2 separate regions of the Homo sapiens genome follow, and region 2 is linked to region 1. Evidence: read pairs that join two places in POLR2A ChIA-PET (ENCODE). Cell type or tissue: OCI-LY7. All regions are shown on one strand. Each heading gives the region's core, and the rest is flanking DNA. Links, peaks and the distances in the headings are about the cores only. Region 1 has its middle 120 kb from the start of XXYLT1-AS1. Region 2 has its middle 45 kb from the start of XXYLT1-AS1.

Region 1 (8,335 bases), core at 250-8,249:
CTGATGTCATAAAGATTTTTTTTTAGTAGCTTAAAAGTTATATTTTTAATATATAGGCTTTAGCCAAACTGGAATTTATTTTTGTGCATGCTATGAGATAGGAACCTGATTTTATTCTTTTACATGGAAAGCCATTGTCCCAACACCAAGTATATCTATATATATGTAGTCTCTAAGCTCTCTGATCTATTAATTTGGTCTATTTTTTATTGCTCTATAAATATCACCCAGTTTTATTAGTATAGCTTTATAAGAATTGTTTATATCCTGTTGGTTAAGCCATATTCCCTAATCTCTTATTGTTCTTTAGAATTGCCTCGAATTTTCTTGATGGGATAGGTGAGATGAAACCTAGAAATCCTACAGTCAATTTTCTCCCAAAGGGAAGCCAGCCTAAAAGTAAAGCTGATACCATGGAAGGGAGAGCAGAGATAGGAAGATGCTCGGTCCTTAATGAGATTGTTGCTGAATCAAGCTACTCTGAAGCTGATCCTGCCTCTGCAACGTCTGTTTATCTAAACTAATAAATCTACTTTATTATTAACCAATTTGGTTGATTCTTCTGTACCCTGTAACCAAAGCTTTATAACGGATACCCCTGGTATATCTTTTTATGTCTATTTTCAAGCTCTGTCATTATGTTTAGTGCATTTCTTACAAACTGCATAATCTGGACATTGGAAGTGTACTCCGAGTGTCTATCTTTTAATAGGAAAAATTAATCCATTTACGATTTCTGTGATTACTGTGATGATTTGGATTTTTGTCTATCTTATTTTGCATTCTTCATGTATTGTTTCTTTGCCTTTCCCACTCCTTTTCTGTGGCTTTCTGTGAGACTGATTAGATTTTCTTCCCTCTTTTGCCCTCTACTGATTTGAAAATTATGCATGTGTTTCTGATCTTTCACTATTTTCCTAAAGCTTATAATATGCATACTTCACTGTGTATTTTTTGAACAAAGCCTGAAGTTAATCAACACTTTATCCTTCTCCTGAATAAAAACAGTAATTTTATACACTCAAAATTTCTTACTTACAACCTTTCACTGCTCACATTTTTTACTATTTCTATTATTTTAATTCCTCATGTTTTTAAATCTCCCAAATTGATGATGATGATGATGATGAGATGATGGTGATAATGATGATTCAATACTTATTTAGATCTTACTAATTTCTTTGTACACACTTACTGTTATGGGTTGAATTGTGTTTCTTCAAAATTCATATGTTGAAGCCCCAATAGCTCAGAATGTAACTGTATTGGGAGATAGGGTCTTTAAAATAAAGAGGTAATTAAGTTACAGTGAGGTGTTTAGAATGGGCCTTAATCCAATATGATGGATGTCCTTAAAAGAAGAAGAAATTTGGACACAGACACATGTCTGCAAAGAGAGGAAAGGCCGTGTGAGGACAGAGCAATAAGACCGGCGTCTGCGAGCCAGAGAGAGAGTCCTCAGAAACCAGAGCTGCTGACACCTTGACCCTGGGCATCCAGCCTCCAGAACTGGGAGAAAATAACTGTCTGCGGTTGAAGCCACCCACTCTGTGGTACTTGGTTATGGCAGCCCTAGCAAATTAATACACTTGTTTTTTTTTTTTTCCAGTCGTGCTTTTCTTCTGGGTTCACTTTCTATTTCCCCTCTGAATTGTTGACTAGTTCAAGTTCTTTCAGAGGGGATCTCTGGGCCTTAAACTATCTTAATATATCTAAACAAATATTTAGCTCACCTCTGTCTAGCTGATCCACCTGGCATATCTTGAACGCCAGTTTACTTGAATATAGAATTCAAGGAGCGAGTCTCAGTCCCTGGGTAATGTGGACTTAGCAGGTCCCATTCCACCAGCTCCTACCTCTCGGAGGAATGACTCTCTTCAGTCATTTCTTCAAAGGGACATGCTCAATAAACAAGAGCTCCTTCACAGGTACATTGAATATTTTTTTCTTTTTTCAGACGAAGTCTCACTCTCACCCAGGCTGGAGTGCAGTGGTACGATCTCGGCTCACTGCAACCTCCACCTCCTGGGTTCAAGTGATTCTCCTGCCTCAGCCTCCTGAGTAGCTGGGATTACAGGTGCCCACCACCATGCCAGGCTAATTTTTGTATTTTTAGTAGAGACAGGGTTTCACTATGTTAGCCATGGTGGTCTTGAACTTCTGACCTTGTGATCCACCTGCCTTGGCCTCCCAAAGTGCTGGGATTACAGGCGTGAGCCACCGCACCTGGCCCTATTGACCTCTTAAGTGTAGACATACTGGAGGAGAAGGAGAGGACCTGTTCTACACTATAATCCCCTTGGAAGACATTTTTTCTTAGCACATTGAAGATATAAGTCATTGTCTTAGGATATCTATGTTGATGAAGGAAGCTCTGCCGTTAATCTGATAGCCATTCTTTTGTAGGTGATCTATCTCTTCATTAAACTAGCTTTTACCATTTTTTTTCCTTGTAGATGTGAATTTATGTCTATTTATCCTGCTTTGGGCTTAGTATGCTTATTTAATGTGGGGCCATAGGTCTTTCCTAATCTCTGAAAAATATTTCTGCCATCATCTCTTTAAATATTGCCTCTTTCCCCATCTCTGTATTCTCACGCTCCTGTTAGGCATAAGTCTCTCTCCTCCACATCTCTGAACTCCTCTCTCAGATTTCATATCTCTTTATATATCTGTGATCTCCTTTGCTCTATCATCCTACTCATTAATTCCTCTTTCAGTTGTCTAGTGATGATTTAACTTGACCATTAGTTTTTAAAAACCAATTATTATATTATTCATTTCTGTAATTGTCTCCTACAATATTCTGTTTTTGCATTATCAGTCTATTCTTTCTTTCTTTCTGTGTTTTTTTTTTTTTGATAGAGTCTCGCTCTGTCTCCCGGGCTAGAGTGCAGTGGTGCAATCTTGGCTCACTGCAACCTCCACCTCCCAGGTTCAAGCAATTCTCCTGCCTCAGCCTCCCGAGTAGCTGGGATTACAGGCATCTGCAGCCACCACCGGCTAATTTTTGTATTTTTAGTAGAGACGGGGTTTCACCATGTTGGCCAGGCTGATCTTGAACTCCTGACCTCAAGTGATTCGCCTGCCTCAGCCTCCCTAAGTGCTGGGATTACAGGGATGAGACACCGCGCCCGGCCTCTTATCAGTCTATTCTTTCTTTGAGTTCTTCAAATACTTCAAATATAGCTATTTTAAAGTCCCTCACAGACTTCTATACAATTTTACATTTCTGACATGTTTTCTGGTTGAATCTGCTGTTTACTGCTCAGAGCTTTGGATTTCTTTGCGCGCTTTGTATTTATGTGGGTGAAGCTATCTCCTGAGGGGTCCTGCATATGCCTGGATTGCAGAGATGTTCCTCTGGAATGACATTGTGATTGCATCTGTTGCCTCTAAAGGGCAAACAGTTTCTAGACCAGTATTTATGTGAGTTTCTAGGCTCGGGACATCCACACCGTGCTGGTAGCAATGAGAATACCTGTCCATAATTTTGTGTCATACAACCTAGAGGTTCAGATATTTTATTGGTGACAGTTTCCCTCATGGTCCAAGGTAAGTGACCCACTTTTGTGCCTAATATTCAGGCCAGCAAGCAGTTTTTCTAATCCCAGTTCCTAAACAGGAGAGCCCTTTCCTGACTCCTGGTTTCATTTGGGGAACTCAGTCCTAGTATTCCTGCTGTCGGCAAGGCTGTGGCCTTGGTGTCACTTCCTGGGCAAGAACTAAAGCTGCAGCCTTTCTAAACACCGTATGACTCCATTTCTCTGGAATTCTGGAAAAAGCAGAAATAGAAGGGCAAATATAGACCAGTAGTTTCCAGGGGAGGGGGAAGAGTTGGCTACAAAGGGCAGAAGGACGTTCGTGGTGATGGAACTGCTCCATGCCTTGACGGGGGTAGTAGTTCTATGACTGTATTTATTTGCCGGAACTCACAGTATTATATCCTAAAAAGGGCGAATTTCACTGTATGTAAATTATATCCTAATCTGGTTTTTAAAAGATGCAGGGTGATAAACTATCTCTATAGCTCAATATGATTTCTGATAACTTGAAAACTAAACCCAGCCTCTAAGGCACACACAGGGTGTAGCTCAATCCTGATTACCACTGCAAGACTCCTCTTTATTTGAGCATCCACAGATGCTTTTTTAGCTTCTGAGCTTCGTTATAGGTTTTGAAATTTAATTTTCTGTACTTTACCTAGAATTTCTATGTGTTTGGAGCAGGAGACCGACCATGGCAGCTCAGACCACTACCTTGACTGAGAACCAGGCCATCGGCACTGCTGGACATAAAGTCTCTGACGGGCCTCAGGACTCTGAAAATGATCATGCATTTTCCAAACAAGCAGCACACACTATTCTGGGTGGCAGGAACTGCCTTGCTTTCCTAATCTAGATGGTGGTTCTTTTATCCTTTCTCCCTCTTCCAGGTGTTTCCTTTGGAAGCACCTCCCCAGCCCAGGTTTCCGCTTCTGATGTCCCTGAAGTGCAGTCTGCCCCAGTGGCTGGATCCTCCCTGTAGTTGCTGAGGACTGGATCACCCCACAGCATTGTGTCAATGCAGTGGGTGCTGCCTCCATCCTGAGCTAAGGGCCTAAGCCAACTCCTAGGACTTGGCGTCCGGGAAGGCGTCTGCTGGCATCTGCTTCCAGTGCATGCTGGTTGCCCAACAATTTGGGTAAATAATGCCATTGCGTTTGGCTGTACCACTGGAAATAGGCCAACTCCAAGAGGTTGCACTGCTTCTGTCTTGATTATTTGCATTGGCTGTTGAAGTGATCTGAAGCTACTAAAACACAAAATGGATTCATTTGAGTGAATAGCAAAGAAGTTACAAATCCTTCTGTATATCATTTTCTCAAAAACTTAAGAGCATGTTACAAAATGTAGAGCAATACAGTACTTCTGTAAAACATACCCACCCAGATATGTGTGTGTGTGTGTGTGTGTGTGTGTGTGTGAGAGAGAGAGAGAGAGAGAGAGAGAGAGAGACTGTCAGGGCGGGAAGAACTCTCTAGAGAAGGGCCCTCTGGTTTTACTGCTATGGAAACTGAGGCTTAGAAAAGGGAAGTGGCCTATTGAAGGTCACACAGCTGGTTAGTAGACAACAGAGACCAGGCGGTCCCCTGAGTCCTAGTTTAGGACTTGTCCCACTGAGCCTGCCTGCCTGTGAGTCATGTGACACCTGTCAGATCAGCTGTGCTGCTGGACTTGCTGATGGAACCCAGCAGATAGTGGCCCTCAGGTTCCCCGAACCCAAGCCTGGAGAAAGGGAGAGCCCCTGAATCAGATGTGAGAATGATGAAGGCATGGCGGGCACCAGCCAGCATCTGAGCAGCGGAAGCAGAGGCTCCTTCCCTTAGCTCCGTTAGTGTAGCCAGAAAACAGAACATGAGTCCTAAGGCCCTGAAGGTCTGAAGCCTTGAGGGGTGCCCTCGTCACTGCTGTCATTGTGAAGGCTGCTGTCATTGTGAAGGCTGCTGTCATGAAGAAGGTGGAGCCGACTGGAGGGAAGGTGGTCACTCTCCCTGCAAATGCATTCATCTCCTTCACTAGTTCCAGAGCTCTTCAGGTCGGGCTGTGGAACAAGGGGTACAGCACTGACCTTATTTAGAATTGCAGGCACATGGTGAGAAAGAAAAGCAGATTGACCTTCACACAGGTCTATCACTGTTTTCAGCTCTTTACAGACAATGCAGGCCATCTTTTTGGTATCTGTGGGGACGGTCCTCACTGCCACCATCCCCCTGCATACCACCATCCAGAAGTCCCTAAACAGAGCTCCTCCATGTGGTTGTCTGCTAACTGCAGGGCTGGGTTGCATGGTCACCCTTGCATGAAGGCGCAGCTGGGAAGGCGAGCATTTTCCACTTTTCAGGCTCCACCATGGAAGGTAACAAGGGAGGGGCCTGGCAAGCTGCCGTGCCTTTCAGCCACAGTCCCCCCAAAGTCGGCAAGGGGGCCTAGCTGTAGCCCCCTTGGGAGTTTTCTCAGCAATCCATGGAGACCATCAGACCCTAGCAGAGCCAGCTGTGTTGGCTGATACAGCTGTTGCCAAGGCCCACCTTGATAGAGCCCAGGGGCACAGGCACCAGGGAGGCAGATCGCACAGAAATGAGGGCATGTTCTGTGGGTGGGTGTAATTGGAAACTGAATGGTTCTGGAGAGGCCAGGGCCAGGGGCTCACTTACTCCACTGGATAATAATCCAGACTTAAACCTCAAAGTGTTTGCGGGAAGTCAGCATTAGCCTAAACAATCTCATCCAAAATATCAGTGACAAGTGAAAAATTTCATTAGAAAAGCCGGCTGGGCATGGTGGCTCACACTTGTAATCCCAGTACTTTGGGAGGCCGAGGCAGGTGGATCACCTGAAGTCAGGAGTTCCAGACCAGCCTGGCCAACATGGTAAAACCCCGTCTCTACTAAAAACACAAAAATTAGCTGGGTATGGTGGTGCATGCCTGTAAATTCCAGCTACGTGTGAAGCTGAGGCACAAGAATTGCTTGAACCCGGGAGGAGGAGGAGGTTGCAGTGAGCTGAGATTGCGCCACTGCACTCCAGCCTGGGAGACAGAATGAGACTCCATCTCAAAAAAAAAAAAAAAAAAAAAAAAAAAATTGGTTGCTGCAGCTGAAATATACTTTTCTATGTATCTCATCATCAGTTACCAAAATTTAATGGTTCCCACTAGTGATGCTGAATAGCCCTGTTGAACATTCTAATAAGCAAATTAGATAAGTTTGGCGATGTGTTTGCTTGGCAAGTTGAGCTCTGCAAATTGTCTCTTGGTGAATTGGTCTCTCAGCTTTCTGTAAACTGGCATTTGCTGGACTGACCTAGACTCACCCTTCTGGATGGAGACAGGGAGAGCTGGGGTTGCCTCAGGGATGAGAGGTCAGCATTGTGTCCAACGAGTCAAGGGTAACTGGGCCCAAATGTCCTTGCTGAGGCTCCGCCTGGCTTCTCTCCAGTGACTGTGAGTGGTGTTGGCGTGGCTGAAGTGAACTTACTGTTTAACTTGCAAAGGATCTTGGAGAAATGCACAACAGGAGACCCTTCGGTGATGCTTGTCCTTGATGCGTAGCAGCTCTGGAGGGTTCGGAAGCCCGAGAGTCTCTTCTTTCTCAGGAAGAAAAGGGCTGACTGCTTGAGAATCCTGGCGAAGACTATTTGTAAATGTGTTAAGGACCTGACTCCGGGCAAGACAGCTGGGGGTACCTTGAAAAGGTCAGAGTGCCGCCGAATGCATGAGGCAGCTGTGCCCATTTACCGAGACTGGTCCTGGGGGAAAGGCATGAAGCTGGGCCACCTTCTGATTTGCTAAGGGCAACCCTGGGAGCACCTGTGGGTGGGGTGGGATGGGGGAGAGGTCCTGGAGCAGGAGTCTGGGGCAAAATCCAACATTATGGAGCATGTCCAAAGGATGCAGCCCATCCAGTCCTTGCTAGAATGAAAGACTCTCTATCCTGTATTCAAAAAAATTTGTGCCATGTTTATTTCGCAAAGTCACAAAGTGTTAGGTGTGTATGGGAGTGAGGTAGCTGGGGTGTGGTTGTTGAGTAAAGGAGGATGTTTTGACAATTTTAGAGCGTTGCTAAACTGGCCCATTTCTAAAGACAAATACATATTTGTTGATTGACTTAATTGTTAATTACAGTTCTGCCCGCCGAACTGCACAGCTACTTGAGTACGACATAAGACATGCTTAATCACGGTTGACATTTTTTTTTTCTAAGCGTAGTGTTGTTAGAGTCTATAGGTTTTTAAAGTATTTTTTTTTCTGGGTAAAGAGGCTTCTTCAGGCTGGGGATGGTAAATAATTTTCACTGTAAATCATCTCAGAGCTTTGCACAGCACAGGCTTAAAGTACACTGCGATGGGCTTAAAGAGGATTTTATTAAATTGCGGTGTCTTAGGAATGGGAGCAGATTCAGGGCCCTTGAGAGAGAGACCCATGCTGCTGTATGGATATCTCGGACCACTTGAGTCCTGGCCAGGTCTGCAATCCTGACCCTTGAAGCAGCGGCTTCTATATTTGGCCTTCCTCCCCGTACCCATCTCTTTTCATAGCATTCCTTTGCTCCAGCACTAACCAGGAAGCACTCTCTATACCTCCAACCCTTCTAGAAAGAGAAACAACTCTCCAGAACATTACCAGCAACATGTCTACGGGAAATGAATCCAATTTTATTTTTAAAATGCCAGTTCTGCAGAGCAATGCACCACACTTGAAAAACAGCATTCTTAAATATACAAGTTGCTGAATGAGTAGTTTTGGAGTGTTCTCATTGCCCATGCAGTGGAATTTGTTGGGTTTTCCCAAAATA
Region 2 (8,335 bases), core at 49-8,048, 73 kb before region 1:
AAAAAGAAAATCCTAGAAACTCCAGTCAAGTGTGAGATAAGAATGAAGACACAGCACACAAACTCTTAGAACATTTGCCTCCTTTCTCGGAAAGCTTCAGGAGGAAAGCGTCACCATTGCAAGGAAGTAAACCAAGAAAAAAGAATGCACAAGATCCAGGAAGCAGGGGGCTAATGGAGCCAGGAATTGAAGGGGATGCTCGGCTGTGCAGCAGGCTGGGAGAGCGGCAGTGCAGATGGGAGTGGGAGGTGGGAGCGGGAGGTGGGAGGGGTTTGGAGGGAAGTGGAACTGACAAAGTAGTGACATACTTGACCATGCGAATAACTGACAGGCCTTAGAGGGTGCAGGGAGAGCTAGCCAGAGAGTAAAACAGCAATAACCACAACAACAAAAAGTAAGCAAATAAAAATTATTGACTCCAGAAAAAAAGGTTTAAAGAAAGAATATGCATTTGCTGGGCCCATCAATGAAAATATTAACTTAATCCTATCAGTGAAATACTACTACAGATTTTTTTTTAAAACTTGAAGTGCAAAGAGGGAAATAGATGATGTAAAATATCTCAAATCATTATTTACTATAATAAGAAGTTAACAGATAATATATTAAATCGAGGCTGGGCATGGTAGCTCACACCTGTAATCCCAGCACCTTGGGAGGCTGAGGCAGGTGGATCAGTTAAGGCCAGGAGTTCGAGACCTGCCTGGCCAACATGGCAAAACCCAGTCTCTACTAAAAATACAAAAATTGTCCGGGCATGGTGGTACGTGCCTGTAATCCCAGGTACTCGGGAGGCTGAGGCAGAGAATCGATTGAACCTGGGAGGCAGAGGCTGCAGTGAGCCGAGACTGTGCCACTGCACTCCAGCCTGGGCGACAGAGCGAGACTCCATCTCAAAAAAAAAAAAAAATTACACACACACACACACATTTATATAAAATTGATTGTAAAAAGGCTAGCAAGATATGCATGCTGTTTAGAAATATGGAGATAAATAGGTAAATCCTGGAAGGAAACAAATGAAAAGAGATTGTTTCTGAAGAGGTGTGGGGAAGATAGATAAGATACTCCTGCTTTTTAAAAATAAGCTTTTTAGCACTGTTTGGGTTTTTAAAAAATTATTTCTATGTGACGCTTAGACAAAAAATAAGAAAGCACTGATACATGATATTTAGAGCCTCTGGACTAATTGAAATCCTTAAGAAGAGAGTGTAAATAGTGAGAAGAGGGCCCAGGACCAAACTCCGAACACTCCAACATTCACACACTGAGCTGAAAAGGAGGAGGAATTAGCAAAGGAGATTGAAGTAACAGGGGAACAACAAAGTGAAGGGGCCAGAAGAACCGAGAGAAGAAAGTTGCTCAAGAAGAAAGTGGTGCTTAACTGAATACTGTTGACCCTGGAAAGCAAAATAGGACTGAAATTATTCAGGATACATGAATGCAATGGAATTAAATATGTCGTGAACTGAAGATAATCTACATGATTACCTCCACAGATGTAGAAAAGGCTTTCAGAAAAGTCAACATCCCTTCATGTCAAAAACTCACAATAAACTAGGTATTGAAGGAATGTACCTCAAAATAATAAGAGCCATCTATGTGACAAACCCACAGCCAACACCATACTGAACAGGGAAAAGCTGGAAGCATTTCCCTCGAAAACCTGCAGAAGACAAGGATGCCCTCTCCCACCACTCCTATTCAACATATTGAAAGTCCTGACCAGGGCAATCAGGCAGGAGAAAGAAATAAAGGGCATCCAAATAGGAAGAGGGGAAGTCAAACCAACCCTGTTTGCAGATGACATGATTCTACATCTAGAAAACCTTATACTCGCAGCCCAAAAGCTCATTCCACTGGTAAACAACGTCAGCAAAGTTTCAGGATAAAAAATGAATGTACGAAAATTACGAGCATTCCTATACACCAACAACAGCCAAGCTGAGAGCCAAGTCAGAAAGGCAATCCCATTCACAATTGCCACAAAAAGAATAAAATACCTAGGAATATAGCCAACCAGAGAGGTGAAAGATCTCTACAATGAGAATTACAAAACACTGCTCAAAGAAATCAATTACAAAACACTGCTCAAAGAAATCAGAGATGACACAAACAAATGGAAACACATTTTATGTTCATGACTAAGAAGAACCAATGTCATTAAAATGGCCATACTGCCCAAAGCAATTTATAGATTCAATGCTATTCTTATCAAACTACCAACAACATTCTTCACAGAACTAGAAAAAAGTATTTTAAAATTCATATGGAACCAAAAAAAGAGCCCGAATAGCCAAGGCAATCCTAAGCAAAAAGAACAAAGCTGGAGACATCACATTACCCAACTTCAAACTATACTACACGGCTATACTACAAACTATACTTCACCAAAACAGCATACTACTGGCACGAAAACAGACACAGACCAATGGAATAGAACAGAGAGCCCAGAAATATGGCCACACATTTACAACCATCTGATCTTCAGCAAAGCTGACAAAAACAAGCAATGGGAAAAGAACTCCCTATTCAATAAATGGTACTGGGATAACTGGCTAGCCATATGCAGAAGACTGAAAATAGACCCCTCCCTTACATCACATACAAAAATCAGCTCAAGATGGACTAACGACTTAAATATAAAACCCAAAACTATAAAAACCCTAGAAGACAACCGAGGCAATACCATCCTGGACATAGGAACAGGCAAAGATTTCATGGCGAAGATGCCAAAAGCAATCGCAACAAAACAAAAATTGACAAAAGGGATCTAGTTAAATTTAAGAGCTTCTGCACAGCAAAAGAAACTATCAACAGAGTAAACAGTTTACAGAATGAAAGAAAATGTTTGCAAACTATGCATCTGACAAAGGTCTAATATCCAGCATCTATAAGGAACTTAAACGAATTTATAAGAAAAACACAAACAAAAAAGTGGCAAAGGACATGAACAGACACTTTTCAAAAGAAGACATACACGGGGCCAAACAGCACTTGAAAAAAAGCTCAACATCACTGATCATTAGAGAAATGCAAATCGTACCAGTCAGAATGACTATTATTAAAAAGTCAAAAAAGAACAGATACTGGCAAGGTTGTGGAGAAAAGAAGACTTTTTTTTTATACATTGTTGATGGGAGTGTAAATTAATTCAACCATTGTGGAAAGCAGTGTGACGATTCCTCAAAGAGCTAAAAGCAGAACTCCCATTCGACCCAGCAATCCCATTACTGGGTATATACCTAGAGGAACAGAGATCATTGTATTATAAAGACGCATGGCCCTGACTGTTCATTGCAGCACTACTCACAATAGCAAAGACATAGAACCAGCCTAAATGCCCATCAGTGACAGATTGGATAAAGAAAACGTGGTACATACACACCATGGAATACTATGCAGCCAAAAAAAAAAACAGAAGGAGACATGTCTTTTGAGGAAACATGGATGGAGCTGGAGGCCATTATCCTTAACAAACTCATGCAGGAACAGAAAACCAAATACCCCATGTTCTCACAAGTGGGAGATAAATGATGAGAACACATGGACGCAAAGAAGGGAACGAGACACTGGGGTCTACCTGAGGGTGGAGGGTGGGAGGAAGAGAGGAGCAAAAAAGCTAAGTGCTTGATACTAGGCTTAGTGCCTACGTGATGAAATAATCTGTACAGCAAACCCCCATGACATGAGTCTATATAACAAACTTGCACATGTTCCCCTGAACCTCAAATAAAAGCTTTTTTTTTTTTTTTTAAGAATTAAAGATCGTTTTAAACTGTGTGCTTCAGACATAGCTAAGTCAGACTGGTCTCCTTCCCTAGTATAGACTTACAGGAGTTGACTGTCATTATTTCACTGTGATCGCCTTTCAACTCCTGCTTCCAGTATAGAAGAACTTTTTCCTTTGTGTTCCAAATCTACCTTGAGCTGGAGCCACCTCATATTGGGAAAGCTGATTATTAATTTTTCAAGAATTTTGTGATCCAGTTGTTCAAAACAACCATTATTAAAAATTAAATTGGCTGGGCGCGGTGGCTTATGCCTGTAATCCCAGCACTTTGGGAGGTCAAGGTGGGCGGATCACAAGGTCAGGAGTTCGAGACCAGCCTGGCCAATATGGTGAAACCCTGTCTCTACCAAAAATACAAAAATTAGCCGGGCATGGTGGCAGGTGCCTGTAGTCCCAGCTACTCAGGAGGCTGAGGCAGGAGAGTCACTTGAGCCCGGGAGGCAGAGCTTGCAGTGAGCCAAGATTGTGCCACTGCACTCCAGCCTGGGCAACAGAGCAAGACTCCATCTCAAAAATAAATAAATAATTAAATTAGATAAACCATCAATTAGATCCTAAAAACAAAGGTAGTCAATATTCAAAATACATCAATTATTAATTATCATCCTACATTTTACTATAATCTATGCCCTTGAGGTTATCTGTATGTGTATGGTAGAAATACTATATGAGAGTGTGCTACTATCCATCTTTTCCCAGTTCCACATCAGTGACATCACGTTGGTAACTTAAAATTGTGGGAATAGTAACACCATGGAAATTGGCAAATGGCACAAGCCAGGGCTTTTTGTTCCGGAGAGCAAGTGGTTAATCAGCATATCACTGCTGATGCAATCCTTTGCCTGTTTCCCTTGAACGTACAGGTGAGTGGATAGGAAGCTGTTTGGTGTCTGGTTGGTTGATCGGATGACTGGACGGATGGGCGATGGATTGATTGTATGGCTGGAGGCTGCTTCCCTTTCTGACAGTCACTGGACCCTAAAGACCATGTCCCCAGTGCATGAAACAGCAGAGCAGCACGAGGATGGCCTGACTTTAGATGGTCAGCCAAAGGCCTATTCTTAGCTGAAACCCAGTATCAGTCTGCTCACTCTTGCCTAAGTATAGGAAGTGGACAGCTTGCTTTGAGAAGTGGGGCAACATATCCACCTAAATGTTGCTGGAATAAGTAAAGCATTCCCTGCAGAGGAAAGGGACACCTTTATTCTCTTCGTGTCTGCAGGTGGCTTTGGTGCCAAGCTGTCCCCTGCCTGCTTCTGTTTTCACCCCCAGCCCCAGTGCTGCAGGCTGATGGGGCTCCTTCTCCACTGACTCGCGTTTCCTCATATTCATGGAGCTCTGCCGGCAGCTAGGCTGAGGGAGGAGCTGGGCATACAGCTCTGGCCATACAGAAGGTGCTGGTAAGAAACGGAGGCAGAGAGCAGTGCAACAGGATGCAGAGGGACCGGCACTATCAGGAGTGAGAGAGGTGAGAATGGCAGTGGGGTGGTGTGTGCGACCTCCTTCCACGGGAGCAGCAAGACGAGGCACCATGGACTCATTTGTATCTGCCGCCTCTTGTCCAAGCAGCTGTTGGAAAACAACTAACACCATTTTCTAGGACCCTTGAAAGGGAGGAGGTTGGGTTCCAGCCCCAGCTCTGCTTCTGATACCCTGTGTGACTCTGAGTATATTAATTCGCCACTCTGGGCCTCAATTTCCCATCTATAAAATAATTATGAGCTTAGATCAGTATCCCCATGTTAAAGGATACTTACTCTGTGGTCAAAAAAGTTTCTTGGGCAAATGTTTAAGAAACACTCCATTCACACTGGATCCCCTTCTTGGGGATTCTTAGTGCTCCTCAGTGCATTAAAGGCTCTGATCAGTCCTGCAGGAGAGGGCCATGTTTATTTTTAACCTAGCATGTCCCAAATGTATTTATCCACAGAAACCTTTTGAGACAATTGCTGTTCTGGAGTATCTCAGAATCGAGGTCCCTTTCAACTCTCTCATCTGTTCTGGTTTTATGGACTGTAAGACAGAAACGTCCTCCATGTGAGGAGTGCCTTGGAGGAGAGAGATGGACCATGTAAAGATGGAGGGAGTGGCCAGGCATGGAGGCTCATACCTGTAATCCCTGCACTTTGAGAGGCCAAGGTGGGTGGATCACGAGGTGGAGATCGAGACCATCCTGGCCAACACGGTGAAACCCCGTCTCTACAAAAAATACAAAAATTAGCTGGGCATGGTGGTGCGTGCCTGTAGTCCCAGCTACTCGGGAGGCTGAGGCAGGAGAATCGCTCCGACCCGGGAGGCAGAAGTTGCAGCGATCCAATATTGTGCCACTGCACTCCAGCCTGGTGACAGAGCAAGATTCCATCTCAAAAACAAACAAACAAACAAAAAAAGATGGAGGGAGCTTTTGGAACGGATCTTCAAGGATGGCCAAGAGCCTTCTACATGGAGGAAGGGTCCACTGAATATAACTTGCCACATTCCAGGAGGAGTGGTGGGCATTTCGTGTTAATTTCCAAGTCACTGGCCTTGAAATAAAGTGGAACAGGATGGAACGGCCATTGTGAGCCTGCTCAATTCCACGTGCTAGATATACATCATGTTATTTAAACATGAAAGGAGGGGACATTGTGCCCATTCAATAGATGAGGGACACAAGGCTTCAAGAAATTAAATGGCTTGCTCAGAGCCACATCCCTAGCATGTGGGAGAGCTGAGGGGTGGTCCAGAGCTTTCTGATTCCAAAGCCTCCATTCTTTCCACCCCACTGTGCCTTTCCCAGGAGGCAGGGAGGCCTTGGCTTGGCTTGGGTTAATTCTCCTTTTCCAGGAATGACCTGCAGCTGTTCCTATTGCCCCGGAGGCCTGGGCAGTTCCTCCCCACCCAGAGGGCTCCTCCGCTTGGCCACCCAGGTTGGCTGCCCTTGGAGGGCCATTTTGGCTCTGGCCTCCTGAGAAGCTCCAGTCATTGCCGCTCTGTGGCCTGGCTGTGGCCCCTCCCCTGCCATCCATCCCACACTACAGGTTCGCCAAGAACCTGCACGTCCCTGGCTTCTGCCTGGTGCCCTGCATCTCATGTCCTAGAGGAAGTCTCCCCAGTCCTCCCGGGCCCCCTCTCCTGGCTCATCAGAGGCAGCCCTGTAGTAGGGACATACATGTGTTTTTCCCCATGGGCCTGTTTGTTCCTAGAGGATAGGGGCTGCATCTCCTGCATGGCTCAGGAGCCCTGGCTGCTGGCCCTGGGGTTACTGTGGGAAGCCAGGGTCAGCTGGCACTTTCCTGAGTGTCACAGGCATTTTCAGAACCCTGCTCCTAGTCCCCCTTTCTTTACCCCCCTACCACAACTCCAGAGGTCCGCATGAGTGTGTGGGCCTCCCTGAGATGCAGGAGGGTGAGCTGGATAGAAGCTGGGCTGTGGCATCAGACAGAGCAGCCCCGACCCTCCACCTACTATTGGGGGACACAGGCAGGTCACTTAACTTCTCTGAGCCTCACCTGTAAGATGAAGCTCCCAGGGTGGTCTTGGGAATTGACAAAACAGTGCACTTAAAGTTCTCATCCCGGGCCCTGCACACAGTGAGTGCTTAACATGCTGTAGTGATGGAGGTGGAGGAGGAGAACGGAGAAGGGAACTGAATGTCAGAGCCTGTCAAGGCTACCGCAGGCTGGAGTCCCCGGGAAGCAGACTCCACAGTGATTGGCGTGCAGGGCATGTATAGAGAGAGCTCTTGGGATTGAGGCCCGTGGGGGAGAAGGAAGGAAGCAGGATTGTGTCGAGGAGGAGGCTGAAGCCCCTGCTGACCCCAGGAGGTCAGGAGCTGGAGGGCCCTTCAGCACTGCCCTGGGTGGGGGTGAGGGGCCTTTAACCTGAAGCCAATCACTCAGCTCCTATAGGCTGCCCCGAAAGGTGCTTTCCTGCTGCCCAGGCCAACCCCCGCATGGAGTGAGGGTGGAGGGCGGTCTCCTGGCGGCACTCTGAAGCCAAGTCTGAGTGGCCCATCGCGGTCTCCACCACCGAGGCCCTCTAGTGCAGCCCAGGTCACCTGCAGAGGGTGTTAAGACAGATTGCTGGCTGGGCGCGGTGGCTCATGCCTGTAATCCCAGCACCTTGGGAGGCCTAGGCAGGTGGATCACCTGAGGTTAGGAGTTTAAGACCAGCTTCAACAACATAGAGAAACCCCATCTCAACTAAATATACACAAATTAGCTGGGTGTGGTGGCGCGCTTGTAGTCCCAGCTACTGGGGAGGCTGAGGCAGGAGAATCACTTGAATCGGGAGGCAGAGGTGGCAGTGAGCCGAGATCGTGCCATTGCACTCCAGCCTGGGCAACACAGCGAGACCCTGTCTCAAAAAAAAAAAAAAAAAAAAAAAAAAAGACAACTGGGCCCCAACCCCCAGTGTTCCTGATTCAGTGAGTCCAAGTGTGGCCTGGGAATCTGCATCTGTAACAAGTTCCCAGGGGATGTTGATGCTGCTGGACCCAGGACCACATCCTGAGAAGGACCATTCAGGTCTAATCCCCTCAGATTCCGCAGATGGGGAAGT

What was found. Peaks named below come from ENCODE experiments on the same cell type or tissue, not always from the same donor. Only the 100,000 strongest peaks of a DNase experiment are listed, where the experiment ranks them.
Region 2: POLR2A ChIA-PET joins it to region 1 with 7 read pairs; 2 of 35 experiments call an interaction of 5 or more read pairs at or near these places.

Annotation. Positions count from the first base shown.
Region 1 is chr3:194,972,503-194,980,837 of GRCh38, reverse strand. No RefSeq gene overlaps it. Among named protein-coding and RNA genes, the nearest start is that of XXYLT1-AS1, 120 kb to the left of the region's middle. In OCI-LY7, for the core only: no CTCF peak of the experiment used is centred there; a DNase peak (open chromatin) is centred at 5,097.
Region 2 is chr3:195,045,045-195,053,379 of GRCh38, reverse strand. No RefSeq gene overlaps it. Among named protein-coding and RNA genes, the nearest start is that of XXYLT1-AS1, 45 kb to the left of the region's middle. In OCI-LY7, for the core only: no CTCF peak of the experiment used is centred there; no DNase peak of the experiment used is centred there.